2 separate regions of the Homo sapiens genome follow, and region 1 is linked to region 2. Evidence: chromatin loops called from intact Hi-C (ENCODE). Cell type or tissue: IMR-90. All regions are shown on one strand. Links, peaks and the distances in the headings refer to the core of each region. The heading gives the core; the rest is flanking DNA.

Region 1 (2,923 bases), core at 271-2,770, 270 kb after region 2:
CCATGAACAAAAGATGCATATATCTAGCCGTGAAGATATTTTTGTACAAATTAGAAAAAGCTGCCCTTTCCTCAAGCACATGACTGCCATCTTCTGGAAATTTTTCAGAGTAGAGACACCTATCCAAAGACTGAATATGAATGGTGTCTCCTTCAGCTGTGTGGTCCTCAACCTTAGTAGCAGTGCTTTTTCTCAACTTGGATGGGTGTGTCATGGCCATCACAAGCTTAGTAGGTCCCAACCCACATCCCATCCCATCCCATCCCTTCTCATCCTCTTCCCTTCAGTCTTTTTCTATTTCAAACTTTTTCTGGTGGCTTAGGTCAAACCCTTTGAAGTTATCCTTGATGCTTCTCTTTCTCTCATATCGCAGCTTAAATCCATCAGCAAATTCTGTTGCTTTTTCTTTCAAAATACATTAGAATTTAACCACTCATCACCACCCCACTGTTGCCACCCTGGTCTAAGCCTCAGCAGCTCTCCCCGGGATGATTTCAATAGTAAGCTTCCTTTCTTGCTCATCATTGTCTGTCCTCAACACAGCATCCACAGTTGTTTCAAACCTAGGTCACAGCATGTTTCTACTCTACCCCAAATCCTTCAGATGGTCTGCCATCTCACTCAGCGAAAAATCAAAGTCCTTAAAATGGTCCACGGGCCCTCCACATCCAGGCCTGTCCACAGCACTGGCCTTGTTTCCCACCTCCCTCCCCTCCACACCGCCCGGTGCTCCAGCCACGTGGACCTGGCTGTCCCTCAACATGCCGAACACACATCTGCTTTAGGCACTCTGCCCGGATGCCCTTCCATACAGCATGGCCTGCTGCCTTCCTTTCTTGAGTCATTGCTCAAAGGTCACTTTACCCTGTCATGGAAGCCTTCCTTATCTATACCACATAACCAAGCAACCCCTTTCCCAGAGCATTTGCTATCCCCCTGCTATTTTATTTTCTCCATAGCACTTAGCATCACACACACACATATTGTTTACTCTTTTACCTGATTAGAATTTAAGCTTCGTGAGCCTAGAGACTTATTTTCCCCCCTTAATTATATCCCAATTTCTAAAACAGTTCTTGGCAAGTAGAGTGATCTCAATAAATATTAATCAAATAAATAAATGAATACAGGAATCCTTGAATCTGTCTGGGGGACACTATTCTCAACAAGACACTGCAAATTGACCAAGGGGTTGACAAAATAAATAAAAATACACAAAGGTTTGAGATGGTCCTGAACAATTATCATCTCTTGATTCCAAGATAAAAGTATTTTCAAGAGTTTGAGAACTCATTTAAATCTAATTTGAAAATTGCATTGATTTTACACCCTTCCGGAAGGGCATGTTTCCTGCAGAGAAAGCAAGTAGGTGCCATCTAGTGGCAACAAAGGAGATCCACATTTGTGTTAACTGGAATGTATCGATTAGCAGTGATTGAAAATGTAGTTCCTGATCCAGAAGCTTATGAACTCTATGACAGAACAGTTGTGATAGCCATAAGTCTTGAAGGGTGCATTTTCCATGGAATATATGGCATTGAAAAAAACACAGTTCCATTTCTTCTAAATTATTTCTAATTTTTCCTTTTAATTTTTGCTTGTTTTCTGGGATTTGACTTCTTTTGTTCTTTTGTTTTTCGTATTGTTTTGTCCTCTACTTATCTATATACTCTTACATTCACATGGTACTGGCCTAGGCTTTGAATGGGTAATAAAATAAAGGCTCTATCTTCTGGGAATTTATATTCTAATAAAGACAGTGCCTATGAGGGTAAGTATAGAAGAACATGCCTTATCTTGATGAACTGATCTCTTCAGGCCAGATTTCTGCAGCCTGTTGAGGCTTTACTGTTGGATATACTTCCAGCATTAGAGGAATGAGCTTTCGGGAGACTTAGCTTGCTGTTTTTCAGAAAGTGGCACATTATATGGAGAAACTAAGATAGAAAGAGAAATACTCATGTCCATGCATGTTGTCAGGAAAGACAGAAATTAAATCCGTCTCTGATTCTCATTCTAACATCCAAAAAGCTAGGTCATTTCAATTCTTTGGTAAATTAAAGTAGAAACTTTTTGGTCCACTTTGGGAGCTTGTGACCTTTCCAGCCAGAGTGGCTGGGGTTGGTACTGGGAAATCTTTGCCACCAGAGGGCCTGAGTGGTGATGTGACAAAGCAAGATAAGGGTGTGAGGCCCAGGAAGGAGACAAACTTAGGGTGCTGACACTCACATTAATGCACACGGCCTTTTCACAGCTGAGTAGCACCAGAGGACAAAAGTTGGACTAGTGGAATATGACAAGAAAGCAGGTTTCATACCAAACATAAATATTTTCCAATCAGAGCTTTTTCCAATGAGATCAAAGTTTCTGTTACCCAATAGTGGATGGGTCCGAGCAGAGACTGGATGACAACCTGCCAGATTTGTTGAACCTATGAAGGTTCTCTGATTCTCTGGAAGACCTCTTTCTCCCTGCACATGTAAAAATCCTCCCTACTGTTCAGTATTCAGTCCATACCCCACTTCCTTTTTTGGGTACCACAGCTTAAAATCATCTTTTCTATCTCTACCTTTCTTATCATTTTAAGAGCAGGTTAGCATTTACATTATGCTACCTGCATTAATGTTTTTTCTCAGTGGTCTAATCCTTAGCTTTTTGAGTTAATGCTAACCTGCTTGAAGACACGGACCACATCTGAGCTAAGTGACAAATGATTCTGTATTGTTATCTTTTAGCATTGAAGGTGTATGTAAGACTCTTTTATCCTTTCCACACAGTGTTAAATCTAACCCTTGTTGATCTACCTGCAGTAACTAAAGTGCCCGTGGGAGATCAGCCACAATAGCTCTCTTGCTATTGACCTTGCCATTTCATCTTCAAGAGTGAATATTAAATGTTTATGATGGGTAATGGTAGTAAAGCT
Region 2 (2,923 bases), core at 323-2,822:
CCCCATTGTTATACTATAAATGCCTTAAAAACAGAGACTAACCCACTTATTCTTTAATTTCCCAGGTCAAGTGAAATGTGGCTGGTACAAAGTAAGCATTTAACAAATATTTTCAAATCTGAATTAAATATATCATTCATTCAAAAAACATTAAAAAGTTATGGCTAGGTGTGGTGGCTCAGGGCTGTAATCCCAGCACTTTGGGAGGCTGAGGCAGGAGGATCGCTTGAGCCCAGGAGTTTGAGACCAGACTCGCCAACATGGCAAAACCCTGTCTCTACAAAAAATACAAAAATTAGCCGAGCATGGTGGTGTGCACCTGTAGTCTCAGCTGCTCAGGAAGCTGAGGTGGGAGGATCCTCCTCCGGGAGGTGGAGGCTACAGTGAGCCAAGACTATACCACTGCACTCCAGCCTGGGTGACAAGAGTGAGAACCTGTGTCTAAGAAAAAAAAAGTTATTATTATGCTATTCATCAAGGTTATCATCATGAAGGTTATGAGCCTGGTATTTAGAAAGATTATACTCCAGTAGGGAAAACTGATATCCATATACTACCATGTGTTAAGGGATATAATAGAAGGAAGCCCATAGTATCAGTCATGTAGCCTTGATGAATTCAGCCTGGACCAGAGATGACATCAAGACCCCTGTGCTGAGTTTTGAGGAGTCAAGAGTTAATCAGGCAGAGTAAAAGAGGCAGTGGATGGTGAGAAAGTTCTAGGATAAGGAAATATATGTCAGAGGAGGTAATATTTTAAGAACTAGGAGATTAACTGGATGTGGGTGAAGGAATTGGGAAAAGAGTAGACAACTCCTAGATTTATAATTTGAGCAATTAACTGGTAGTAGACGATGGCTATTAACTAAAATAAAAAATTAAGAACGCAAAGGAAAAGCTAGTTTCTGAAGGAAGGGTGGAGATTTTTATATCATGGCCAGTTAAAGGCTATTCATATAAGATAATAAAAGACATGAGAGAGAACACAATGAGGAAAAGACATTTCCAATACTGTTTTAAATCCTCTTAGAGTCTGACGGCACCTGTATTTCTGAAATGGCTCTATTCTAATTACCAACAGAGAAGCTGTATGGTATAATGTAGAGCCCCTGGGTTCTGTATTCAGACAAACCTGGGTTTGCAATACAACTTTATCCCTTACTACGTATGTGACTTTGGAATTCACCTTGGAAGCCTGTTTTAGCCTAACATTTTCTCACCTTTAAAATGCAGCTGATAATCTCTACTTTACTTGTGAGAATTAAATGAGATAGTGTTATTCAAACACTTAGCATAGTGCCCAACACATAGCACATACTTGATAAATGTCAGTGCCCTTCGATTAAGAAACAAATTCATGCTCTGCAATACGCACCCCTTATTTTATAAAGAAAACACTGGCCAGGTGCAGTGGCTCACACCTGCAATCCTAGCATTCTGGGAGACTGAAGTGGGAGGATCCCTTGAGTCCAGGAGTTTGAGACCAGTCTGGGCAACATAGGGAAACCCCGTCTCTATAAGAAATTAGCCAAGCATGGTGGCACGTGCCTGAAGTTTCCAGTTACTCAGGAGCTGAGGTGGAAGGATCAATTGAGCCCAGGATTTTGAGGCTGCAGTGAGCTGTGACTGTGCCACTGCACTCTAGCCTGGGTGATGGAGCAAAACCCTGTTTCAAAAAACAAACAAAGCAAAAATCCCTGAAAGAAAATATTTATTTTCATAGTTAATATCCCCATCTTCTGGTCTTTTAAGGTACTGCTGACAAAAGAAGTTTTAAAGTTAAGCTGTATTTTTGCAACTACATATATATTGCTGTTACACCATGGAACATTCCCTGGGGTGTCGGGGAGGGAATCTCATAAAAGTTAAGCTGGTCTGACCAAGACTATAATTGGGAGATTCCCTACTCCTAACACAGAATGTCTACAATTCACTACAGTGGCATTTATAATGCTATTGTTTAATTTAAAGGCAAAGGAAATGTAATCCTGCTAAAAGTTCCTGTCTGCTTATATAAATGAAACCTTAACTTCTCTACTCTGGAATGCTGACTCCATTCCTTTGGAGCTGGTATTTCCAGGTGGTCCATCCTCATAATTTATGTTTGAACAAACTCTCTTTAAAAACAAAACAAAATTTAAAAAGCAAAGGAAACATTCCAAAGAGAAGCATAAATTTTATGTAGACATATGAATATTTAAAAATTGTCCTCAAAAAGAGTCTTTCCTAAGAAGTGATGTCAAGTATTTTTTGTAGGATTAATCTGTTATCAACACTAATAAATGTGGCTAATGAAGTTCAAAGAAAGCAATGATGTTGCTAATCTATGCAGTAGGAAACACTCTGTATTGAAATGTTATAAATTAAGTGGTGATAACAGCTTAAGTAAAGAAACTGACCAGTGCTAGCAATTTTGGGTACTAAAATAACGCCAGGGATTTGTCATTGGGTAAGTTGTGTGGCAAGTTGTGCTCCTCCATCTTGGGCACACTGGTGAGTCATGCCCTGCTTAGATAAGCATTAATCAAGGTTTAATGCATGCTTGATGAACGACCTTATTCTAACTAAATCCAGCAAGCTTTCAGCTCTAGAGTAAAAAACGCTATACTTAACAATCCCTTACTATTCTAAAATTCTGTGATCACCAAAGTTATTGTGATATTAATAGTGTAATACATAAATATACAAATTCATGTGTGTATGTTTGGCATTCATTAACATAGACATATATTCTTTAATGCCTACTCTGTACAACTGGTGGTGGTTTGGGGATTCAGCTGGAAAATCATACTCAAAAGACCCCAATCGGCAACATCCCTTACTAGGTTCACTCTTCAGAAGGATATCAGACAGGAAACAGAGCATACTGGCAGGACAAAAAATAGGTGTGTCATCAGTGGAGGCCTCTTCTCCAGTGGCAGCT

What was found. A loop is a pair of places that touch in the nucleus more often than their neighbours do. Peaks named below come from ENCODE experiments on the same cell type or tissue, not always from the same donor. Only the 100,000 strongest peaks of a DNase experiment are listed, where the experiment ranks them.
Region 1: it touches region 2 in a loop (4-fold over the local background); 4 of 110 quality-filtered maps call a loop at or near these places.

The regions. Positions count from the first base shown.
Region 1 is chr1:171,983,689-171,986,611 of GRCh38, forward strand. The region is part of intron 2 of DNM3 (dynamin 3); the gene reads left to right. Among named protein-coding and RNA genes, the nearest start is that of DNM3-IT1, 120 kb to the left of the region's middle. RefSeq lists a silencer at 97-286. In IMR-90, for the core only: CTCF peaks have their summits at 1,376 (motif pointing left) and 2,132 (motif pointing right); no DNase peak of the experiment used is centred there.
Region 2 is chr1:171,714,328-171,717,250 of GRCh38, forward strand. The region is part of intron 4 of VAMP4 (vesicle associated membrane protein 4); the gene reads right to left. Among named protein-coding and RNA genes, the nearest start is that of VAMP4, 26 kb to the right of the region's middle. In IMR-90, for the core only: a CTCF peak has its summit at 1,743; no DNase peak of the experiment used is centred there; H3K27ac peaks cover 194 bases.